6 separate regions of the Mus musculus genome follow, and all the other regions are linked to region 1. The links are chromatin loops, found by intact Hi-C in ENCODE. Cell type or tissue: heart. All regions are shown on one strand.

Region 1 (4,000 bases):
TCCCCCCTCTGCTAGGCAACCTGTCTTGGCTGTCAGGGTGGGCTCTGAAACCTGTTCCCCAGCCTTCTAGTTTCATGACTGGTAGCAAATGTAGCCATCACTGCAAGAAGCAAATGAGCTCTCACACACTTCTCATCCATTTTTATTAATAAGAGAAAGGTATTGTGAGTGTGTGCGCCTGTGCATCCTGCTCCCTGCCCCAGGGCCTTTGCACCCACCCTCTCTGCCTGCAGTACTCTTACCCCCGCTCTTTGCATTGCCACCCCTTCCTAACAACCTGGTTTAAAGAAACACGGCCTGCCTGGAACTTCCTAGAATGGCCTCAGTAACTTTCCCCACTGGACTCAAGTTTCCCCGAGAGCAGGGAGCTCACAGGCCAGAGATAGCAGCTAGGCTTCACTGCACTGTGACCCTGAGCCAGACTCTGTGCCAAGGAGGAGACAGGAGGATGGTCACCACCACCCGTACCGCCCCCAGCCCCCCCCTCCACAGAGGCACTTGTGAAGGTGCTAGATTCTAAGATGGTGGTACTGGGGTGGAAGAGAAGAGAGGACAGGCGCTGGGTGTGGCAGGTGATCTGGGTTTCTGTCTCACTGCGGCCTGGATGAGGTCACCTCAGCAAGGTCGGGGGAGGGGGCAGGCTGGGGACCGGGCTGACACTGGCCTGTGAGCTGAGCTGGGCTTGGCCAGAACTGGTGTTACCTGTTCCTCCTGCCAGCAGAGGGCGATACCAGAAGGAACCTGGAGACTGTTTCATACATGTATGTGTGCTGTGTATACACACATAGTGTGCATGTGTGTTCATGTAGTATGTATATGCATGTGTGGGTACATACACACACATATATATATGACTGTGATTGTGTGCATGTTGCTATGTATGTGCATTTTACGCATGTCAGTGTTTGTGTGCTGTATACCTGTGTACATATACCTTTGAGCTTGGGTGTATATTTTGTGTGTAAATGTGTGTTTACACTTGTGTACATACGTGCATATACACATATTTGAGTGTGTGTTTGTGTACATGTGTATATGTGGATGAGCGTGCATGTATGTGAGTATGTATTTGTGTACATGTGAATGCTTGTGTGTAACAGGAGGCTCTAGGGACAGGTGGAACACAGGGTCACAGATGCTCTCAGTAATTGTCCATCTCCTCTTCCTGGCTGCGGGCTATGTTCCTCTTATCTATGGATCGGGGATCATAAACAATTATACTCAGTGTGTTAGTCACACACCGGCCCTGCCTGGCCCTGGAGTGCATGCCTTCTGCAGACTGGGATAGTCCTCTGAACAGCCCTGCAAATGACATTACTGAATGGGGCTGGGCCCAGGTGTCAGGGAGAGACCTGCTCCCCTACCCCACCCTCCACCCCTCGCTGTTCAGCTTACCTCTGGCCCTATGTGTCCTGCCCCTCTTTCTCCATTAGCACCCAGAATGAAGGGGACACAGGAACCTGATACGCAGGTTCAGAGCGGCTGAGGAGTGGAGTCAGTGGGTAACAATGAGAACCCCCTCACAGCAAGAGCCCAACAGACAGCATCAATGGTTTGAAAGAGGTAACAATGACCTAGGAAGGGGTCATCCAGTGGCCTGTCCCTTGAGACAAGCATGTTGCAAAATGCCTGCCCCTTGTTCTCCACTGTCCCTGCCAGCAAGTACTGACCCATGTGAGACCAACCTCATTCCTGAGGCGACATCGCCACCTGCTGGAGAGTGAGATCCTGTGTAGCTCAGGACCTGGAGCTCCTGGCTTTGGACACTCACCCTCTCCCGCCCCCCCCCCCCACCGCCCCCACCCCACGCACCCCCCCCCCAGCTTTGTGGCCCCCACCACACCTTTCCTTCCTCCCTCTCTCCCTCCCTCCCTCTTGGGTGTTCCAACCTGCATCTTGCTCTGATTCCCACCAGCCTACCACATGGGCACTGTTATCTCCAAAGCTTAAAGTCCACGGGTTGTACACAGGACTAGAGTCCAGGAACAATGGCTACAGAATCTCTTGAGACTGTTGGCCTGGAAGACCCTGGACTGCCAGCTTAGCTTTGACCTCCTCCAGGAAGTCCTTCTGCCCTACCCCATGAGGGTGACACTCCTGCCCCGCGTCACGTGCTTACTAAGTCCTCACTGGTAGCCAGCTTGTCACCGACCCCTAGGCAGCTGAACTTGAAGGTCACTGTCCTGAATTATGAGTTGGGGGTCTCCTGTAGCCCAGGCTAGCCTCAGGCTCACTAGATAAGCTAGAGTTATCTGAAAGGAGGGAACCTCAATTGTGCCTCCATAAATTCAATCTGAGGGGCATTTTCTTAATTAGTGATTGATGGGGGAGGGCCCAGCCCACTGTGGGTGATGTCACCCCTGAGCTGGTGGTCCAGGGTTCTCTAAGAAAGCGGGCTGAGCAAGCCAGCAAGCAGCACCTCTCCATGGCATCTACATCAGCTCCTGCCTCCAGGGTCAAACCCTCTTTGAGTACCTGCCCTGACTTGAAATTAACCCTCCCCTCCCCACGTTGCTTTTGGTCGCAGTGTTTCATCACAGCAGTAGTGGCCCTAAGGCAGGTGTCATGAGGAGGAAGATTCATCCAGGTTGGTCATTACCAGGGCTGCTGAGTCTGTTCCCTCACTACTCAAGCTGGCTGATTTGGTGTTTAAGAGTGTGGATGAGATGTGACACCCAGGAGGGAAGGGAGTCTGCTCCTGCCATACCCTTGCCTGGATGCTGGTTTGTGAGTTGGGCCCGTTATCTCTTGCTGTTGGGTGACTGGTGGGGTTTATAAAATGTCCCCATCTGAAGCAGTCTCCTGATGTCTGGCCAGCTCTCTTCTGTGGGCTGCTATTTACCTAGTAGGGAGCTCTGCCTAGCGGGGAGGACAGGGAGAGGCAATTTTGGGGGCAAGAGAGGTGAAGGGGACCAGCACAGGGTCCTGGTGTTATTTTCTGTGGGAAGTGGAAGGGGCTTCCTGTATGGGAGCCACAGGACACAGTCTGGCTTCCAGTGCCAGTGAACCTTGGGTGTGACAGGTCTTTGTGGGGCTACAGTCTGAATTCTGCCAGGCGCTGGGCAGCACTGGCTCTTCTGTGGGCCAGCCTGTGGGAATCAAGAGGATCTTGAGGGACAAAGCTAAGGAGAGGAGGACAGAATTTGGTTGTGTAGCCCTGGCTGTCTTGGAAGTAGCTCTGTAGACCAGGCTGGCCTAGAACTCAACAGAGATCTATCTACGTCTATTTCCTGAGTGCTGGGATTAAAGATCTGTGCCACCACTGTCTGGCAACAGGTCCCCTAAGGAGTGGGGAGGAGCAGAGAGTGGAGAAATTCTAGCAGCGACCCCTAGAAAACAACCCTCATGGGAGGGGGATGCTGCTTTCCTAAGATGATAGCTCCTGGCGTGAAGGGGCTGGGATATGAGGAAGTTGCTGACCTCCTGGGTCACTAGGACACCACCTCCTTTCTCTATCCTCCAGCCAGCTGGTGCTGCTGCCCAGTGGGTAGGCCTCAGAGACTCCGGAGATGGAGCCGGGTTTGACCTGAGGATCTTTCTTCAGGGAGTTGGCTAGACACCTACCAGGCTCCACCCCCACTGGTTTAAGGACCTGCTCAGCCTGCTGGGCAGTGTGAAAACACTTACTTGTGAGTTGTGAGGGTGTGGACTCTGTGAGGGTATATTTGAGGGAAAGGGACCCCACAGGACAATTCTTTTCCGCCCTGGGGTTGGGGGTATAAGTTCAAGGTAGAGAACTTCTTGCCTAACATGGCCCTGGGATCCAACCCCAGCATGGGGATGGGGAGTGTGTTAAATAAATATTAAGTCTGGTAGCATGGCTTTCTTTTTGCCCTAGACAAGGTTTCTCTGTGTAGCCCTGACTGTCCTGGAACTAGACCAGGCTGGCCTCAAGCTCAGAGATCCTCCTGCTTGTGCCTTCTAAGTGCTGGGTTTAAGGGTGTCCTCCTGGCAAGTGATGTGGCTTGGCTCTCTTGGTCGAGTGCTGGCCTAGCATGCA
Region 2 (4,000 bases), 100 kb before region 1:
TGTTCATGCCATGTGCACAGAGAGAACAGAACAGGGCTCAGGATCCCCTGGGACTGGACTTACAGATGATGCTGGGCTGCCATTGGGTACCAGGAACTGAATGAAGCCTGTGCTTTTGAAATGTTTCTGCGTCTCTCTTTTCTTTTTTCTTTTCTTTTCTTTTCTTTTCTTTTTTGTTTGTTTGTTTGTTTTTGTTTTTCGAGGCAAACAGGTCTCTCTGTATAGCCCTGGCTGTCCTGGAACTCACTTTGTAGAGCAGGCTGGCCTCGAACTCAGAAATCTGCTTGCCTCTGCCTCCCGAGTGCTGGGACTAAAGGTGTGCGCCACCATGCCCGGCTTTCTGCGTCTTTCTAAGCTGGGAAAGTCCACCAACTAATCTTTCTCACACAGTCTCGTTGACTATTTAACACATTTCAGGGAGATGTGGTGGGCTGTTTTTTTGTGTTTTTTGTTTGTTTGCTTATTTCCCTAATGGTCTAGTGAGTCACAGACCAGGACTGGGGTCTGGTCCGCTTCTGACCTCACCGACAGCACGATGCGGCGGGTTGCACTACTCAGAGACGCCACCAGGGGGCGCTCGGGGCTATGGAATGCATCTCTTGTTCCGCAGCTTCTGGCTGCCTGGTTCTGCTCATCTTGGGACCCGGTCCTCTCTGTCTCCACGTGGCAGAAACAGTTCAGCCGACCCATGTGGCCACCACAGGGAACTTGTAGCCCCAGCTACTTGGGAGGTTCAGGCAGGAGATTCTTTCCAGCCCAGGAGTTTTCAGCCAGTCTGGTCAACACAGTGAGGGAAAACTATGTCCTCAGGATAGCTCACTGGTGTGTTATTAGCCCAAGGGACACAGAAGGCTTTCTTTCCAGGATGACCGGAGTTTCACTCCAGTCACAAAGAGCCTAATGCCACGGTTGCTGCAAGCCACTGTTTTTATTGTTGGACTTGTTCTAATTGTTTTTTTATTTTCTTTCAGTTTCCAGCACAGGGTCTCTCAGTGTAGCCCTGTCTGTTATAAAACTCACTCTGTAGCCCAAACTGGCCTCAAACTCACAGAGATCTGCCTGCCTCTGCCTCCCAAGTGCTGAGATTAAAGGTGTGTGCCACCACTGCCTGCTAGCCTAAAACATTTTAAATTATCATGTAAGCTGATAAAATAGAGTAAAACCAAGCTGGGCTGTTCCAGCATGAAAACCAGACAACGGAAGTTGAGGAATGTGGAGCAAGCAAAACTAAATCACTAAGTGTGGACAGAGAAGCGGGGTGGGAGGGGGCCTGGAAACCTCCAGGGCTTTCTCCCACAAAGCCTCTGGGTGACTTCAAGACTGTCAGATGAAGAGACTCCCACCGAGAGTAAAAGACAGCCAAACGTGCAATACACCTGAAATCCAAGCACTGGAGAGGCAGAGGCAGGAGGGTCAGGAACCAAAGTTATCCTCAACTACATATAGAGTTCCGGGCTAGCCTGGGCTACATGAGACTATAAATGAGGATTCCTGGAAATGTTCCGGCAGAGGCTGATGGGAATTGCTGTGGTATGGAACAACAGAGTAGTCACAACACTGCCTGCCGGCCAAGACCCTAATTACCTTATCATGGGCTCATCTGTGCCTCTTAAGTAGCCATCCCTGGTCCATCTCTGTGTCCGTACTAACGTTTTTGTGAGTGAGAGGGGAAAAAAGCTTTTAGAATCTATTAACTTAGTTTCTGCCAATCTAAAAGCTAAAAATGCACCCGAGTCCTATAGGAGAGACTCCACCATCTTGTAACCGCCTTTCTTGTCTCCATCAGTGTATTTAAATTTTTCTTTTTTTAATTTTTTATGTCTAGGAATGCTTTTGCGGGCGTGTGCCCAGAGAGACCAGACGGTGGCGCTGTACTCCCACATGACTGGACTTGCAGATGTTGCTCCGCTGCTATTTGGAGCCAGGAATTGAACCCAGGTCTTCTGGAAGAACAGCCGGTGCTCTTAATGCTGAGCCGATGCTCCAGCCCTCCACTGATAGATTTTTACAAAATGCCTTGGTTTTTTTTTGTTTTTTTTTTTTTAAAGATTTATTTATTTATTATATGTAAGTTCACTGTAGCTGTCCTCAGATACTCCAGAAGAGGGCATCAGATTTTGTTACGGAAGGTTGTAAGCCACCATGTGGTTGCTGGGATTTGAACTCGGGACCTTCGGAAGAGCAGTTGGTGCTCTTAACCACTGAGCCATCTCGCCAGCCCTAAAATGCCTTGTTTTAAGTCCTTCTTTGTTTTATTACTTTACAAACCTAAGGAAACCACTTTCATGTGGGGACAAAAAAAAGGGGGGGCGGGGAGGCCCAGGGAGAATGGGAAGGGAAAATATGCCATGTCCGGCCAGAGTGCCTGTGCTCTGGGCAGGTGGACTCAGGGAGACTGCCAGGCACTTTCCACATGGCTCCCGGTGGAGATCTAAGCCTCTGATGGGTGGAGAAGGGGCTGTCCCTGACCAGGGACCCCCGAGGCCACACCCTGTCGCCCTGGGGTTATAGGAGAGACAGGATAGGGGAAGAAGTTCCCAACACTGATCAGAGTGTGCAGCGGGTCTTGATGGAACAGAGATTTTCTATGGTTTAAGAGCTTTATTATAGAAATGCAGGGGAAAGAGAGAAGGGAGAGAGAGAGGCTAGAGAGAAAGAGAGAGAGAGGAGAAGACAAAGAGAAAGGGAAGAGGAGAGAGAAGTGAGAGGTAAGGGAACAAAGGAGTAAGAGATCAAGGTGGGGGCCTAACAGCCCCTTTTATGGTCTTCACTGTTGCTAGGTAACTGGGGAGGAGTTTAGCCTGAAGGTCAGAAGCTTGGGCCATTGCTTACACGACTACTTACCACTGACCATGCTTCTCTTGTGGAGGGTGTGGGAGGTGGTAACTTAGGCAGGAGCCAGAGTTCCAGGAGCATAAGGGAACGCCTACCATGTCATGTAGGTGAATTATGACCATCGGGGTTCAGACCTCAGCTCAACTGGATACCAGCCTGCAATTTCCCACAGACATGGACCTGAAGTAACCTGGCCCTGTGTTTCCTGAATTTTGGTCCCTCAAATTTGGCTCCAGAGCCAGGCGTGGTGGTGCATGCCTTTAATCCCAGAACTGGGGAGGCAGAGGCAGGCGGATTTCTGAGTTCGAGGCCAACCTGGTCTAGGACAGCCAGGGCTATACAGAGAAACCCCTGTCTCGAAAACAACAACAACAACAAATGGCTCCAGAATAAATTATCTCTTATTTCCTTTGGGGCAAAAGTTGTGTCTTGCGCGCGTCGGACTCGACCAGCAAGAACGACGCTGCAACAGGATCCTTCTGCACACATTTATTGGGAGAGCTTGATTGCAGAGGCGAAGAGACCCCAAGCCCAGAACTGGTGCTGCTTATATAGGCCTAGGAGAGGCGTGTCTCACACCCGGATTGGTTATGCACTACGCCTCATTTGCATGTTCCTCATCTGATTGGCTATTCTCTCTCTGTACCTCACAGAGCCTCATTATCATACCTCATTTGCATGTCTCACATCTGAGTGGTTATACTCTCAAAGCCTCATTATCATGCCCAGGCCAGGCAGTGTCTTTGCAAAAAACTTTACTGCATATGTACACATTGGTTGTTTGTCCAAACTTATGGGTGGTGGCCAGCAGTAGTCAGTGTCACTCTGCAACGGCACATGTGGCTTCCCACAGTTGTGTTTTTACATCCACAAGACTCATCTCAATAAATAAATAAAATAGCCTTCAAAGGGGGAGTCTGTATTCAGTGGTTGGATTCACATTACAGTGAAACATGCAAAAACCCTTCATTCATCTCAATGAGGTTCGTGTGTCATTTTCTTCATTTACTGAAAATACAGAGTGCACCCTCTCCTTGCCTTTCCCCGCGCCTCTAGCTGACCTGAAGATGATCTTGATTCCAGTTAGAAGGAGCCACAGCTGTAGGGGTAATGGCTGTGTGACACTTTCCCTAGGGAGATGAGACCACCTTGTTTACTAAATGAC
Region 3 (4,000 bases), 180 kb after region 1:
GGTCTGCCAGGTGGGGTGTCCTGGGGACAGTCTCTGGGTGGTTTTGGTGCCCGTGGCCTCCTGTAGCACTCCCCTCAATGTCAGGTGTTGACCCCAGAAGTGACTCTAGGGGCCTCTCTGAAGCTGTTCTCTCAATAGCTTGTCCTCAGCTTGGTTCCCCTCAGTCGTTCCTTCCCATCTTTGATGTCTTCCTCATCCTCTAAATCCTCTCCAGGAATATGCAAGGCAAGGTTTGGAGGAGTAAAGTTTGGGGTAAAAGCCCTGGGACTCTAGGAGAGGCATTGGATACTAACGTGTCTCTTCTGGCCCCTGATGGCCAACTTGGGTACTGCATGCACTCAATGAGAACTCATTTAGCCAGGTTAGATTACTGTTCCCAGCTAAGGATCCAGGCAGCCTCTGGGTACGCCCCCTGGTGGTCGTTCCCACATCCAGCATCCTTGTAAAGTGAACCTGGTGCAAGTTCCTATCAGGGACCCTGTGAGTTCATAACTTACTAAGTCCCATCCAATGGGGCCTACTCCTAATCCTTGGTACGCACCATCTGAAGTGTCTGTTCCATCCTTGGAAGGTGGCCAGAGTACTACCTGGAGGATGGAAAGCTACTTGGTTCCTCAAAAGCGTCACAAAGTCAGAATACATCCTTGGCTCATTTGGTCTTTTGTGCCCTTAAGGTCCAAGCCATGCTGATCTCCCGTTTAAATTTCTCTTACATTTATTTATTAACTTATTTACTTTATTGGAGGGAGAGGGCACGCACATGCCAAAACACGGATGTAGTAGTAAGACGACAGCTTGCAAGAGTTGGCTCTCACCTTCTACTGTGTGGTTCTGGGAATCAAACTGCAGTCATTGGGTTTGGCGGCAAATGCCCTTATCTACTGAGTCATTTGCTCATTTTATTGAGAAACTGGGTCAGAGAAGCCAACAGAACTCACCCCAGTCCAGAACACAAGGAATGAGGGGTTTATTTGGGCTCACGGTTCCAGGGTGCAGTCCATCATGCTGGGGTGTCATGGCGGCACGACAATAGACTGTTGATCGCTGTGTATCCGCAGTCAGGAAGCAGATAAATAAATGCTGGAATTCAGTTCACTTTCTTTTTTATTCAACTGGGAAAACTCGGCCCACAGGATAGTGCTGCCCACATTCCCTGTGGGTCTTCCCTCAGCTGAGCCTCTCATAGACACACTAGAGGCGAGTCTCCCTGTTGACTCCGAAACCATCGAGTGGCTGTCAATCATCCTGCCCAGTGGGCGGGGCTTTCTGGAAGCTGTTGGCTTTCCCGGGGAGGAGAGGAGGGGCTTCCTCCCCACTGATCATCTCTCCTTCTCTTTTCCTTAGTTGAGAATACCACTCACTGTGAATTTGCTTACCTGCGGGATCTCCTTATCAGGTGAGTCAGCTCTGAAGGCCCCTTGGGAGGACCGGCTCTGGGGGTTGGTGGTGGTAGATGGGCGGGAAAGGCCCCACCCTGGCCGCCTGATGTCAGCCCTGTTCTCGGGAACTGAGCTGAAAACAAGCTAACAGAAACCTGGGAATGGATGAAGAAATGAGGATTCTTTCTAACCTTTCGAAGTCACCAGGATGAGAGGGGCTCCATCCGGTCCCCAGTGGGCTAAACATGCTAGATTCAGCTATGGCTACTGTCCACACAGCACAGCCTGGACTATATGTCCCAAACAAAACTAACAAACTAAAAGAAAAAATTCATTTGTGTGATTAATATACATTAGTAGAAAAAGTCCTGCCAGGCAGGACTGTCTGAGGGCCTGGGGTGGGGATTCCAGGAATAAAGCCTTCCGGGCTCCTCACCTTTCCCACTCCCCTTCCCAAAGTAAAGAGGAGGGGAGGTCTGCAGTGTGGGCCATAGATAGAAGTTGCCTGGCAGGCTTTAAGGCTCTGGCTCCCACCTGCAAAAAGAAACTTTGTTTAAAAAGTCAGTTTAGGAATGTCAGGGTAGGCAGCGCTGGGGACTGTGGTCATCTGCTGCCTCCTGCTGGCCACAGCATGAATTTCTGTCTTGGAGCACGAATACCCAAGTCCTGCTCACTGGTGAAGAAGGCCTTGAGACCTTCCACAGCTTTGTGTTTTTAGTGCCCAGTTCTCCATCCTTGTGCAGGCCCCTGACTAGCCAATGTGAACACAGAGACGGGGGTACGGGTTAGAATGTGAGGCCACAGAAGGTCTAAAGTTACCAGAGAGCGAGTGAACGCCACCTGGTTTTGCTGGGTATGCACAGAGAGCCTGCAGGATGGCTCTAAGAGCCAGGAGGGGCAGGCGGTTGTCATCCCAGGCAGGCTAAGTGGTCACCCCCTCCCCCCCAATGCTGGCCATGTTCCCTGCAGGACGCACATGCAAAACATCAAAGACATCACCAGCAACATCCACTTCGAAGCCTACCGAGTGAAACGCCTCAACGAGGGCAACAGCGCCATGGCCAACGGGATCGAGAAGGAGCCGGAAGCCCAGGAGATGTAGATGCGTCCCGCCCCTGGACCCCACCCCCAGATCTTTTCATCATCCCTGGCCCACCCACCTACCCTGTCTTATTTTATATAATTATCTCCTTGTCACCTGCCTCCATCCATCTCTTCCCACACTTTGCCAGGTAACAAGAGAGGGTTTACCTCCCAAGTGTGCTCTTATTGGCTGCAGCAGCAGGGTGGGCGGGGCTAAGCCTGGGCTTGCCTCTGTGCTCTATTTCCACCCGGGCTCAGCCCCTGAGGGGTTAGAAGAGCTATGTGTCCGTCCCCCGCTCTGAGTTCTAAGCTGAAGCCTGTGGGGGCCAAGTCCTAGGGGGTGCAGAGGAGCCCGTTAGACCACAAGACCCCATGGCCGCAGCCTCAAGCAGGTTAGAGACTGCCCCAAAGGAGGATGGAGCTGGCCGGGTATTCCTGAAACCTCACCTGCCCCTCCGGGGGCGTTTCTTACAGCGCCCTCAGCTGCCTGCCCCTCAAGGGAACTAGAGGCGTCACAGCCAAAGTTGCCAATCACTTAGACAAAGTGACAACCGTGCCCCTCGAGCTTGTCCCAGAGCAGAAAGTGCCTTGATCTACAAGAGCCAGTCACCTCTTCCCAGATGTCCCTTTGGGTGAAAAGCAGGGACGTGCTGGAGAGAGGGAGGTATCTTTTCTCCCTCGCCCTTGGGTTCTCTCTCCCCTGTGCTGTAGATATCGCTACTACACTGGGCTTTAATTATAAAAGACGAAGCGTGAAAGATGCTCCCCGATGTTAGGAAGCCCCGCCCCCAATGTAAGGAAGGTCAAAGCAAGAAGATGAGTCGAAGCCATGAGGGAGGAAGCCGTGGAAGGGAGGCATAAGAGTGTGTGGGAGCTCTCCTGCCCAGGTGCCGCGGAAGGCATATCCGCGTGGTCCTCAGTTTGGGCCAAGATATTCTGGTTACATTGATGCTCCGCTGCCTCACCCTGTCCCACCCCACACACCCCAGGCTCAAGCCTTGATGATTCAGTGACTGTACTGGGTGGGAGCCAGAAACCTGACCATTTTGTTGTCTACATGAGCCTAGACTAGCCCTGTGCCCCAGAACCCATCAAAAATACCCCTAAAGAGGGAAAGATGAGGGGGTCAGAGATGGATAGCCAGGCTCACTCATCTTCTCTCAGAGGGAACATTAGGGACCATCCATGCACAGCTGACCAAAGCCGTGTCCTTCCTGCCTGCCTCCCATTCTCATTTGCCCCTGAGGAGAAAGTTTGGTGAGGTGCGTTAGGTTGGACCCGCTTGGGGAAGGTGCCTCTACAGACCCAGGGCTAGCTTTCTGCAGCCCAGAAGTGCAGTGGGAGGGGTGGGGTGCAGACAGATGGAGACGAACATTGTTTCCTGCTTTGGGCGTCTACTCCCTCATCCAAGCATGGAAGGGCCCCTCGTCATGCCCTGTGGCCGAACAGTTCGCTTGCCAGCTTGCCAAGTTCTTTTGCCAAAATCAGGACTTTGAAGGAAATCTCCAGCACGCTGGACCCAGGGCACTCCGGCCTTC
Region 4 (4,000 bases), 260 kb before region 1:
CTGGTTGAAGGAAGGCCATTTCCCCAGATGGTACACTGCAGTCATACCTACTAGGGCAGACAACCCTCAGGGATGTCAGAGAGGCATAAACAACCCCCCTTGAGCTTGGGGAGATGGGAGGTGTCAGGTCAGAAGAGACATTCTTTTGTGTGTGTGTGTGTCATGTGTGCATGTGTGAGGTCACATGTATGCCATGATGCAAGTGTGAAAGTCAGGGGATGTGAGAGAGTGGGCTCTTTTCTTCTACCTTGTAGGTCCTGAGGTCACCAGTCTCCCCATGCTGAGCCATCTCTCAGCATGCTCAGCATCTCTCATCTCTCTGGACCACATTCAAAGTTCTTGACTTTGAAGAGCCAGCAGAGCCTTCGTGGTCTTAAGACGTTCAGGCTGGATCAGCACTACCCAAAACCAGACAGGCACGACTCTGGTCAGGAAGTGCCCCAAAGCCTTGGGTACCGAGTATAAGACAGTCTGTGATGGTGAGTCTCCTCCCCAGCTCAGGAGAAAGCCCTTTGCTCTGGCTAGTTTTTCGTTGTTATTGTTGTTGACACAAGCAGGACTTACCAGTTTAGAAACTGTCTTCTATCATAGCGGTCTACAGGCAAGCCTGTGGGCATGTTCTTGATTAATAATGTAGGAGGTCCCAACTCACTGTGCTGGTGCCGCCCTGGGCAGGTGGTTCTGGGTGGTGTAGAAAGCAGACGGGAGCCTTGGAGAGCAAGTCTGTAAGCAGCACTCCCCCACGGCCTTTGCACACACCCACCCACACACACCCCCACAGTCTCTCTGTCAGCTCCCGCCTTCAGGTTCCTGCCTTGTGTTTCTGCCCTGACTTCCCTTCATGATTGACTGCCAGGGGAAAGTGTTAGCCAAGCATAGCCTCTCTTCCCAAGTTGCTTTTGGTCAGGATATTTATCTCGGCAACAGAAACCTAATTAGGACACCCGTGTTTTCTTCCATCTTAACCTGGTTCCATCCAAGCACCCTGGCATCCCCAGGCCCTTTGCAGCTTTCTCTGCCTCCCTTGAGCCTTTCCTTACCAGCGGTGACTGCTTTGTCTGCTTCTCCACCAGCGTTCACCTGTTACCTAGTTGCCTTACTCCCGCCAACGAGAAAACAGGCGATAAATTGGTGTTGGCGAATTGATGTGTTCGCTCGCTCGCTAGGTAGCACATTTGCATTGAGCAAGGGCAGTCTGACCGTGCCTCAGTGAAAGAGTGACGGATGGAGGAGGGAAATTCGGGCACTCCAGCCAGCTGGCTAAGGAAATGTCTGAGGGCGATGGGGTCTCTGCTGGGCCTCTAAATCATGCATCTTGTCTGGGTGCCTCCAGCTGCCACAAGCCTGGGTGATAATTTCATTCCTGGCTGTCAAGACCAAACTCACATCAACTCTAAGTGAGGAAGTGACAGGACAGTACACACACACACACACACACACACACACACACACGCAGGGATGGTGTGCGCAGGGCTCAACAATGCTAAAATTTAAGCCTGTGGGTTTGGGAATTGACTTTAAAGAGCCTTGGTGAGCTTTTTGGTCATTAGTTGTATACTAGAAAGCCCGTTAACTCAGTGATTGAGAGGGTCCAAGGCTAGACCTCAGGCATACAGCTGACGGCTCCTGGCATGAATGCCACAGCCCCAGTTTATTATAGGCAAGTGAGAAGTGGGAGGACTCGGGGAGTTTCTCAGGGTGGGTGGGTGTTGCCGAGAGAATCAGCGGGTGAGAAGCCATAGGTACGGAAGCTCTTGGGGGTGGTAGTGGTGGCTCGTGCTCTGCAGGAGAGACAAGGGTCCCCTCTCCGCGCCCCATCTCCCCTGCGCGATGCAGTTACCGGAGCAGCCTCGGCTCTCCGGTCTGCTGGATGCCCTAGGAAGTTGCATGGTCCAGGGAGGGGCGCAGAGCCATGGCTCCCGCGCTCGCGTCCCCCTCCTCCTCGCACAGCCCGGGGAGGGAGCGCAGCGAGACTGCGGCCACCAGATGGCGCTCAGGCGCCGAGGAAACGCGAGGCCGCTCCCGGGCCGCCTCCTCAGAGGGAACAATGCGGCGCCTCGGGTTGTAGCGCCGCGCGGGAGCCCGGAGCCCGGAGCGCGGGTGGCCGAGCGACCGAGCGGGCGAGCGGGCGGGCGAGGACGAAGGCAGGCGAGCGCGCAGCCGTTCCTTCCCAAAGCCATGGGCGCGGCGCTGCGCGCGGCTGCAGAGCGGCGCGGCCGGAAGGTGCGGGGGGCCGGGGTGCGGGCCTGGGGCCGCCTCTAGCCGGCTCTGAGGGCGCGGGCCCCGGGAATGAGGGCGCCCGCCGCGGGAAGCCCGTTTGCGCGCCGCGGCGCCGTCCCGCCCAGCCAGCGAGCCTAGCAGGCAGACGCGCGGCCGGCGATCTGGGGGCGCGCCGCCTCGCCTTCCCCAAAATGTGAATCGGGGAGGGCGGAGACGCAGAGAGCGCCCGGCCCCAAGCTCTCGCCGAACCCCTGCCCTGCGCGCCCAGGCCGCGCCGTGCCCCGCGCGGGGCTGCAGAGCCACCGTGCCCCGCGCTCCCTCGGTGCTGCGACCCCCCGGCTTCGGCCCGCAGCGGCTTCGTGGTTCCCGAGGCGGTCAGAGCCGGGCCCAGGACGGTGCGTCCGGCCTCGCCCCCGGCTTCTCGCCCAGACAAGTTTGAACAATGATCACAGTCAACCCAGATGGGAAGATAATGGTCAGAAGATGCCTGGTCACCCTGAGACCCTTTCGGTAAAGTTCTCTACTGGTTGGCGCAGGGAGGTCAAGACCTCCCCAAGGGGACTCATGGTGGAGCTGGGCGAGGTCGGTCCCCTCAGGGGGTGCGAGTTCGGGTGGCAAAGGAGGTTCGCGAGTCTATTCTCGATGAGGGCCATGGGGATGGGAAGACGGAATTAGATAGGGTTGGGGTATGTGTGTGTGTGGGGGGGTGCGGGTCTGGATCTTTCTTGAGTTGACCAAGATTGGAACGATATCAGGTATAGAGAGGTGAGCATGGAGTCAGAAAACACCAAGATCAAGGTCCTGGGCTCCAAAGTGGCCCCAGCCAGCAAGTCCCTTTCCTGCCCCTTGCGGTCTTTTTCATCTCTTGTCGGTCCTATCTGAGCTGCGAAGTTACTGTGGGGTGCCTAGGAAGCACCCCTGGTGTCCCGCCTGTCTCCTAGGTCGGCCCGCCCATCCTCTGCCTAGTTCATCCCCCTTCCTCTCCCCCTCCCTCCCCCTGCATCTCACTCATCTTCCTGGTGGGGGACAAACCTGGGTCTGACAGGAACGTCCCCAAGATTGGGGCAAGGACCCCCTTCTGCTAGGGATTCACTCCCAATCGCGGATCTCCAACAGACTAGATAGGCATAGCAGGTGCATGGAACACCTCCCTCCCTCCCTCCCTCCCTCCCTCCCTCCCTCCCTCCCTTCCCGTGGACAGTCCTGGCCAGGCAGGGGTGCAGTTTGTGAGAGACTCGCTAAGACCTGTTGGTCCAAGAAGGGACCCCACTTCCTTCCCCCAGACTCCAGCAGAGCTAGGCCCCGAGGCCAGACTAGGGGAGAGGGTGTCTGGGAGGCCTGAAGTACTGCCTTGTTTGGCAGCTGGGCTTCAGAAGACACAGAGGGAGAGATGGGCACCGTTGTGGGGGTGGGACTCGGGACTAGGCCACAGGTGGAGTCCGATCATAAACCTTAAGGCAGGTGCTGGCTTTTCTCCCAGGTTCTGGGTTGATCCCCGGTACCTCCAGACAACCTCCTGTACCCAGCTGGGTTGGGGCTGAGGTGATGTGGCCCACCTGCCTCTTGCCATCAGCATGCTGGGCCAGTTCTGTGGGGGCTGAGATGGCAGCCTCTGGGGACAGCAGCAGTCAGGTTGTCTGTGTGAATGCAAAGGTCTGTAGAGCCGGAGGACTGAGGGCAGGGTTTTGAAGTGTCTCAGAAATCCCTGGCCTAAGATGCCCAGGGAAAGACTCTGGCTTTTCCAGAGCTATACTGGATTCCTGCAACTTGAGAGGGTTCT
Region 5 (4,000 bases), 96 kb before region 1:
CATAAAGTTTGTCGTTTGCAAGAGCAATGCCAGGGTGGCGTGTCTCCCATGTTGTGCGTGGGTTGCTTGCGTTGGGTGAGGGGCTGACTTGAACTTTGACCTCGGTTCGGCGTACGTTATGTCATTAGGTATGATTCATTGGGCCTCTGTGGTCTTGACTCCCCTGCCACCCCCACCCCGTGTCTGCGGGAGCTGTCATTTCAACCTGTGTTGGAAGTTATTCAGTGGTTTGCAACCGCTGGCCATAACATGAAAGACTCAGAGCTGTGGCGGAGGCCCCTTGGACGTCTCCAGTGTACAGGAGCCGCTTAGGTGATGACCCAGGGAGGGCTCATCGTGGAGGCAGAAACACCTGGGGTTTCTTCACACTGGGGCTTCAGCACCAGCCAGCCCTGTGGTCTTAGGCATGTCACTTCCTCTCTGTACCTGGAGTGCCTTGACACAGGTACGGTGACAATAGGTAAAGCAGGCGCATCCCGTGGGAGAAGCCTGGTGCTACCCAGGCAGGAAGCTGCAGTAGCTGCAGGCTCCTGGCATCGTCTCAGCGATCACATTTGGGCCTCACGAAATTGGTACTGTCGTCCACGTGCCGTCTCTAGAAAAAGACTGTGCTGCCTAAATGAAGGTGTTGAGATGCAGTGTACACTGGAGAAAATAGCCTGTGGTGATCTTTCTGGAGTAGACTGCTGTGGTGGCAGGTTCCTGACTCATCCAGTGTGGGGTGTTTTTCCTGCCCACAGAACGCAGTGTCTTCATGGTGGCTCCAATCTGCCCTCAGCTTGTCTGAGCAGCCCGGGACTTCTGTTCACAGGTCCTCAGAGGACCAGCGCAGTCCTGGTTTGACAAGTCTTCTGAGCACACAGCTCCTGGGCCCCTCTGAGCGTGTGTCTGGTTATCAGCAGAAAACTGACGGGAAGCAGCTGAGGTTGGTGGGGATACTCGGAGCCCACGGTTCTTCCGGTCAGTCCAAGGAGGGTGCTGGAGGGTCCAGGAGTTCAGTGCTTGGTCTGGGACTTGTGACAGGGTCTCACATGCAATTCTGAATGACTTAGAACTTACGGTGTAGCCCAGGCTAGACTCAAACTCCCCGCAACCCTTCCCACAAGAACTGGGATTACAGGCATGTGCCTCCGTGTGATCCCAGTGGGATTTTAAGACAGTATCCCACTCTGTCGTACAAGCTAGCCTCAAATTCATGCTCATGGCTGGTACAGGTGTCACCACCATGCTGAGTGTGTGCTGGGACTTCTGAGGCAGATGTTTGCCCAGGGCAGGGTGGCCTCTACATCCGTCCTCTTCCCTCTGAAATGCCACCCCCAGCTAGGTGGCTTCTTCCTCTGCCGGCATCTTTATTGACTGCTCAGCAGTAGCCTTCTGGCTCGCTGGCCGCCTTTGGAACTCGAGGACCTACAGCTGCTACTGAAGCCCAGAGTATTGCATGTGGCTGCAAGAGTTCCCAGCCAAGCCCTGCACCCTTCTATCTACTCCACAGATCCCCTGGCCCTGTGGCTGCCTACACATGATAGGCGCTGACTAGTTGACCCCACAGGCATGCTTAAGATGTAGCCTCTGGCAAGTCCTGGGCTGGCTTGGCCCGCTGCCACCCTGGATTACATAAGAATTAGAACAGCCCCATGAAATTAGTGGTCAAGAAAGCCTTAGAGCCTGAGAGATAGCTCAGTTGGTAGAGTGCTTGCCTCGAGAAGCAAGGACAAACCAAGGACTCTGATTCCCAGAACCCAGTAAAACTAATCTGGACATGGTGGCACGTGTTTAATACCAACCTAGGAGTCACAGAAACAGGCAGATCCTAGGGCCCACTGGCCCCTGGTCTAACCTACATAGTAACCCCCAGGCCAGTCAGAGAACATGTCTCAAAAGCAAAGTGGACAGCACTTGAGGAAAAATAACTCTGAGACACGCAGAAAGAAGCCCTTAAAATGCTAAAGCGCTTGTGGAATTTTGCTTCTCTTTCTGTCCACTAGAGGGCGCAGTTCCACACCAGGCGCTCTTGTAACAGCCAGTACTACAAAGGGTAGAATCCATTTGTGTTTGAAGCCAAGACTTCTTTCATCAGAAAGCTATGCGGGAGGTGCAGCGGCAGGGTGGGGCACTTGCTTAGGAATCCGTCAGTTGGTCCCAGTTGTGCTCCGTCTCTAGGAAACGCTCACATCCTGGAGCAGCTGACCCCATTCTGGGCTTGTGCAGTTGGGGGCAAGGGCATGTTCTAATGTGCCTCTCCATGCAGACACTCCTCAGGATGCTGTTCTACTAATCTGTGGGTGGGTTCCCCCAGCTGCAAGGGTTCACATCAGTTCTCAACCTGTGTGTTGCAACCCTTTTGGCAAACCTGTGTCTCCAAAAATTATAATGATTCATAATAGCAAAATTACAGTTATGAGGTAGCAACAAAGGATCATTTTATGGATGGGGATCACACAGCGTAAGGAACTGTATTAAAGAGTCGCAGGTTGAGAACCGCTGGGTTTTAAGCATCCAAGACAAGAACAGCTCAACTTAATGCTGAAAAGTACAGATAAGACAGAGCCAGCGATGTTAGATCAATGGTTGCCATGCCCTTGAAAGCCAAGGTCGAATGGAAAGGAAAAGCCGGGTGTTCCAGAAGTGTGGTTCTCTGAACCTGGTTAACGCCTTTCTGGTGGATCAAACTCATTTAGTTGAGCTTTCTGATGGACCCCAGTGAAGTGTAATTGGGTGCTAACTGCTGGCCATATCCGGCTACAGAGCCCTCTGGGAACTTCCCATCCCTCAGGGAAAGCAGGAAATGCATCAGAGAAGGTGTGGGGAAGGAGAGCAGTCAGGCTCCTGTTGTTTTCCGTCCTAGGTAAGAGAGCCAGGAAATGCCAGAGACGTGACCTTTAGCAAAACCTAAGGTCAGAGAGTAAGTGGAGCCTCTTGCAGAGAGGAGGGCAGCGAGGCTTTGGGGTGCTGGGCAAGTCTCCTGGGGCCAACAGCCTGGACTGGCAAGCGGGAGGCTTTAGTTAGCTTCGTGCTTTCTTCTTTGGAGGGGATTGGGAAGCTCGCCTCTCCTGATGCAGCTTACATGAGAAGCCTTTCTTCTAACCCTGCTGCATGTGCCCACTGAGAGGACCCCCCCAGTCTTTACCTGAGGGACGGGAAAGTAGAACACACAGACAGGGAAAGACAGTCCACATAAAGCCCTTGACCATTCACTTTATCTAGAAGCCTACTGCGCATGTGTGCTCGAGACTCAGAGTGTGTGTGCGTGTGTGTGTGTGTGTGTGTGTGTGTGTGTGTGTGTGTGTGTGTGTGTATATCCATGCACGTGTGCGTTGTGCTAAGGTTTGCGTCTAGGGCAGATATTCTCCCACTGAGCTACACCACCCTCCCCCCTTAGTTTTACTGTTTATTTTGACACAGTCTTGATACATTGTAGCAGCTGGGCCTTTGGCTCCTCACTCTGAAATCTAGATTTACAGGTCTTGGATTTGTGACTGGCCTGCGAGGGCCTCCAGGTACACCTCCAAATCCAACTTGCCTGAGCGTGGTGCCCCAGTTCCCTTGCCTGTTCCTATCCCTGCCTCAGCTGCTTCCGGGTAGCAAGCCCTTAGGACTTGGCTTTTCAACAAAGATTGGATGCATTTGTTTCGTTTAAGTCGCTGTTTAAACTGCTAACAGGAAGACTACAGAAGAACAGTCCCTTATAATCTTTACAAGTAGAAGCCTGTCTGGATTCACATAGAACAACTATTTGTTCTGGGGTTTGTATCCAGATCAATTATGCCGCTACAGCAGAAAATGGCTCTGTCCGTGCCTGTGTGTAAGTCATTGGAAGGTCATTTGTCCCCAGACTGTCAGCTGGGAGAATTATGTAATGGTTACGCAATGCCAACAGGATGCAGCCGCCGCCATCAGTCACCTCCGGCAAAGCAGCTGAGTGAAAGGCAGACTCTGATTCTTCGTATCTCTCTTGGCGATAGGTTTGAACCAGGGCCTCGAGCATACTAAACAAGGCTCC
Region 6 (4,000 bases), 290 kb before region 1:
GGAATTGGAGTTAGAGATAGCTGTGAGCCACCATGCGGGTGCTGGGAACTGAACCCCAGGCCCTCTGCAAGCAACAAGTAATCTTATCTGCTGAGCCATCGCTCCCGCCCTCTCTGTTTCTTTCTTTCTTTCTTTCTTTCTTTCTTTCTTTCTTTCTTTCTTTCTTTCTTTCTTTCTTTCTTTCTTTCTTTTAAATAGGGTCTTACTTTGTGCCTCTATCTAGCCTGAAACTTGCTCTGTAGACCAAGCTGGCCTTGAACGCCCCTGTGTGCTTAAAGGTATACACCACCACATTTGTTTATTTTGTTTTTGAGACAGGGTCTCAGGTAACCCAGGCTGGCCTTGAATTCTTTTTTTTTTTTTTAAGATTTATTTATTTATTATATGTAAGTACACTGTAGCTGTCTTCAGACACACCAGAAGAGGGCATCAGATCTCATTACGGATGGTTGTGAGCCACCATGTGGTTGCTGGGATTTGAACTTGTGACCTTCAGAAGAGCAGTCGGTGCTCTTAACCCCTGAGCCATCTCTCCAGCCCCTGGCCTTGAATTCTTTTTGTACTCTTGGAGGACACTGAGCTTCCGATCCTCCTGCCTCTACCTCCCAAGCGCTGAAACTCTAGGCTTGTTCCTCTATGCCTGCTTTTGCACAGTGCTGGGGATAAACCCAACTGCCTACACAGCCCCAGCCCAGCCCCAGCCCAGTGCCTCCCCACCACCACCACATCCCGCCCCAGGCTTAGCCCTCCTAGTATCTTTATGAAAGGGAGAAAGTGGGTCAGAATCAGAGAAAAATTGACATCAGTTGCAAAGATCAGAGAGGGGTAGAAAAGACAAAGCCGCGCCTGAGGAATGAAGGAGGGAAACTTCTGGCTTTGAAGATGAACGAATAAATGCAGGAAGCCTCTAGAAGTCAAGAAAGCAGAGCCTCTCGATCCTCTGGATAGCACAGCCATCTCTCCGGCAACATGTATTTTATTTAATGAGTGATCTGTCTTTATATATACCAGAAAAAGCAATCAGATCCCATTATAGATGTGAGCCACGATGCAGTTGCAGGGAATTGAACTCAGGACCTCTGGAAGAGCAGTCAAGTGCTCTTAACTGCTGAGCCATCTCTCCAGCCCATATTTAGATTTGTTCATTTTTATTTCATGTGTGCTTTGTTTCTGTGCACCACATGCATACCTGGTGCCTGTAGAGAACAGAAGAGCTCATCAAATACCGCAGAACGATCCCAGACGATTCCGAGTGACCGTGTGGTGTTGGGGCTCAAACCCTGGTTCTCTGGAAGAGCAGTCCTCTCATCTGCTGAGCCATCTCTCCAGCCCATAAACAAAAACGTAAAAGAAAGAAAAGACCTGTTCCGGTCAGACCAGAATTATGATGGCTAGGATGCCCCGTCTTGTATCTTGAAATGCAGTGGACATGCCTGCTCTATAAGGTCTCCATACACTTTAAGACCCTTTTTTTTTCTTCTGCAAGTCGATGGGTCTAGATACCCAAGATAGTCTCGAACCTGGGCTGTAGAGTGCTTGCCTAGTATGCTCAGACCCCCGGTTTCCATTCCCCAGTGCTATTAAAACAAAAACAAAAAACAAAAAATTGGGCTTTGTGGCACATGATTGTAGTCCTGCACTCAGGAGTCAGAGGCAGGACGATCAGGAGTCGAAGGTCAGCCTTGGCTATGTTTTTGAGGCCAGCCTGGGCTATAGACTCCAAATCAAATCAAATTTATTCCAGATGATTCGGGGGAAAGACTCAGCCACAGCTGTCCAGCTCTTGAATCCTCTCATAGAGTGCAGAAATCAGTTCTTGGTACGGAGGCTGGGTGCATATCCTACGATGCCCAGCAGAGGGCAACCGACTCTTGCGATCTGTTTTTACAGCTTTGGATCTAGGCCGAGACTGAACTCGTGATCTGGGATGCAAGAGGTGTGGAGCCGGCATAGTAAATAGCTCGGTTTAAGGGACGTCTCTGCTGTGTTTCAGTCTCCCACGCTTAGGTCTCCGAGGTGTCACTGTCCTATGTGTTCTGTTGTCCCGACGTGAATCTCTAAGTTTATAGGTAGACTTTCCGAAAGAAGAGCCAGTGAAATGGTTCAGCGGAGACTGTCCTGACACCTTCCCTTTGTGTGTGTGTGTTGTGAGGAAGGGCAGGGGGTGCGGGGCAGGGCGCGGGGGTGCTGGGGGATCCCTGGCATCCTCTGGCTCTGCGCAGACCCAGTTGAAAAGAAACTTAGGTTCCTTCACCCTGAACTCCCTCTGCGTGTACAGGGATCCTACTGCTCTCCGCCTCTCCGGGGGTGGGGGTTGGGGGGACGGAGGGGGCGAGGTGAGGAGGGAGGGAAGGGGAGGGGAGGGAGGTGACTGATCCTCTGAAAGGGAATCCGGAAGCCCTTGGCTGGCTTCAGCAGGTTGCTAAGGAACAGGAGGCCTCAGGGGTGCTCTGCAGGTGAGTTGGATCCCTTGCCAGCTGTCTGCTTCGCAGTTTCTGTTCCCCCTTGAGCACCGGGGTGGGGGTGGGGGGAAAAGGGGGGTGCAGCTGGTTACCCAGATCTACCACCTACTTCTGTAACAAACTCAGCACCTGTCTCAGGCTGACAAGGGCCCAGATGGGACAATGGGTTTACTGCAGCTCCGGTCTTCCCAAGTCTAAGGGTTTTTTTTCTCATGAGTGGCTGTCTCTCCCATCTCTGTGTGGGCTGGGCTTTAGTTTTATGTAGGTAGTGGTTAAACCAGGGCCTTATGCATGCTAAACAAACACTCTGTCGCTAAGCCACACCCACAGTCTAAAGGCAGGTGGATGTTGTTGTTGTTGTTTTTGGGCATGTTGGCACACAACTTCACTTCCAGTACTTGGGAGATAGGATGACAGATCTGTGAGTTCAAGGTTGGCCTGGTCTGCATAGCCAATGTTAAGCCATCCAGGAATGCATAGTGAGACCCTTCCTCAAAACAGAAGTTATTCTTTGAGAGTTTCATTGGTGTGTATAGTGTTATTTTGGTCACCCTCTCATCTGTCTCCCACTCCCTGAACCACATCTTCCAAAGAAAAATCCCCTTGGCTTCGTGGGGGGGGGGGGAGGGGAGGGGAGAGGGAGGCAGAGAGAAAGAGAGAGACAGAGACAGAGAGACAGAGAGACACTCAGGAGCCAGGGTTTCAGCCCTCGTCCAGAAGCAAAGTAGACACTCGCTCAGAACTGCAAACACAATGATACTCTCCTTGTCACTGTGGTTGAAATGGGGACAGATAAACTCTGGTTCAAGTTACCACCTGTCGCTCCTCAGGTGTCATTGTGGATGAGAGTTCTTAACTGTCACTTTCATCAAGCTAGAACCTGGGAGAAATGGCTGGGTGACCGAGTCCTTGTGTCCCACACTGCAGGGAGCTCAGACCACCACGGGGCACCAAAGAGATGGGCACAGAGGAAACTGTGCCCAGTGAGTGGACACTGAGAGGGTCCCATTGCCCAGTGCCCACCCAGTTGGAAGTACTGTCTATTCTGGGCCCCAGGAGAGTAATGGGGAGAGCTAGGGTCAAGGCAGGAACAGTGGGAGGGGAGGGGGTGTCATCTGGTCCAAACCTCTGCATCTGCACGCCCCCTGCCCCTCATCCCCCATCCTTAGATCTGCAGAGTCCAACCAAAGAACAGGATGGAGTTTTCTGGTTCATCTCCTGCTTCTGCAGGTGCAAGCTCTTGCTGGGGATATAGATGGAGCTCTGAGGTGGGGAAAGAGGGTGGGGCCTTGCTTCTCTGAGGTGTGGGCCTCGGTGTCAGAATGAGGCAAAAGGGGGAGGGAGGAGGGCTTAGGAGGCTCATTCAGGGCCTTCCTGGGATGGGTGCATTTCTGGTTTCATGACCTCAATTCCCCCTCCCCCCAGTGACATCCAGGGTAAAGAAAAGCGACTTTACATACAAGGGGCGATACGTGGAGGTTCAGGCTTCTCTGAGGGGATGCAGGACTGCTGCCAAGGCCAGGTCCGAACCTCTGTGT

Evidence for each region. Peaks named below come from ENCODE experiments on the same cell type or tissue, not always from the same donor. Only the 100,000 strongest peaks of a DNase experiment are listed, where the experiment ranks them.
Region 2: it touches region 1 in a loop (9-fold over the local background); 41 of 42 quality-filtered maps call a loop at or near these places.
Region 3: a loop joins it to region 1, with 3 times the contacts of the local background. A loop is called at or near these places in 10 of 42 quality-filtered maps.
Region 4: it touches region 1 in a loop (4-fold over the local background); 10 of 42 quality-filtered maps call a loop at or near these places.
Region 5: it touches region 1 in a loop (5-fold over the local background); 38 of 42 quality-filtered maps call a loop at or near these places.
Region 6: it touches region 1 in a loop (2.0-fold over the local background); 19 of 42 quality-filtered maps call a loop at or near these places.

What each region holds. Positions count from the first base shown.
Region 1 is chr11:117,175,824-117,179,823 of GRCm38, forward strand. No RefSeq gene overlaps it. Among named protein-coding and RNA genes, the nearest start is that of Sec14l1, 63 kb to the left of the region's middle. In heart, CTCF peaks have their summits at 728 (motif pointing right), 1,688 (motif pointing left) and 1,898; DNase peaks (open chromatin) are centred at 568, 1,284, 1,678 and 2,401; H3K27ac peaks cover 540 bases; H3K27me3 peaks cover 368 bases.
Region 2 is chr11:117,071,750-117,075,749 of GRCm38, forward strand. No RefSeq gene overlaps it. Among named protein-coding and RNA genes, the nearest start is that of Snhg20, 3.0 kb to the right of the region's middle. In heart, a CTCF peak has its summit at 1,853 (motif pointing right); a DNase peak (open chromatin) is centred at 612; H3K4me3 peaks cover 414 bases; H3K27ac peaks cover 391 bases; H3K27me3 peaks cover 382 bases.
Region 3 is chr11:117,358,075-117,362,074 of GRCm38, forward strand. It overlaps Septin9 (septin 9), which reads left to right. Exons shown (of 11, transcript NM_001113487.1): 10 at 1,345-1,396; 11 at 2,349-4,000. The coding sequence ends at 2,481. Among named protein-coding and RNA genes, the nearest start is that of Gm51932, 24 kb to the left of the region's middle. In heart, a CTCF peak has its summit at 2,000 (motif pointing left); DNase peaks (open chromatin) are centred at 347, 1,311, 2,099 and 2,873.
Region 4 is chr11:116,916,814-116,920,813 of GRCm38, forward strand. Mgat5b (mannoside acetylglucosaminyltransferase 5, isoenzyme B) reads left to right here and starts at 2,050. Exons shown (of 18, transcript NM_172948.3): 1 at 2,050-2,730. The coding sequence starts at 2,663. In heart, a CTCF peak has its summit at 1,977 (motif pointing right); a DNase peak (open chromatin) is centred at 1,998; H3K4me3 peaks cover 2,000 bases; H3K27ac peaks cover 1,170 bases; H3K27me3 peaks cover 4,000 bases.
Region 5 is chr11:117,079,790-117,083,789 of GRCm38, forward strand. No RefSeq gene overlaps it. Among named protein-coding and RNA genes, the nearest start is that of Mir6516, 4.4 kb to the left of the region's middle. In heart, a CTCF peak has its summit at 1,974 (motif pointing right); DNase peaks (open chromatin) are centred at 1,562, 2,142, 2,802, 3,882 and 2 weaker places; H3K4me3 peaks cover 846 bases; H3K27ac peaks cover 2,921 bases.
Region 6 is chr11:116,883,554-116,887,553 of GRCm38, forward strand. No RefSeq gene overlaps it. Among named protein-coding and RNA genes, the nearest start is that of Mfsd11, 32 kb to the left of the region's middle. In heart, a CTCF peak has its summit at 1,848 (motif pointing right); a DNase peak (open chromatin) is centred at 1,868; H3K4me3 peaks cover 908 bases; H3K27ac peaks cover 581 bases; H3K27me3 peaks cover 1,985 bases.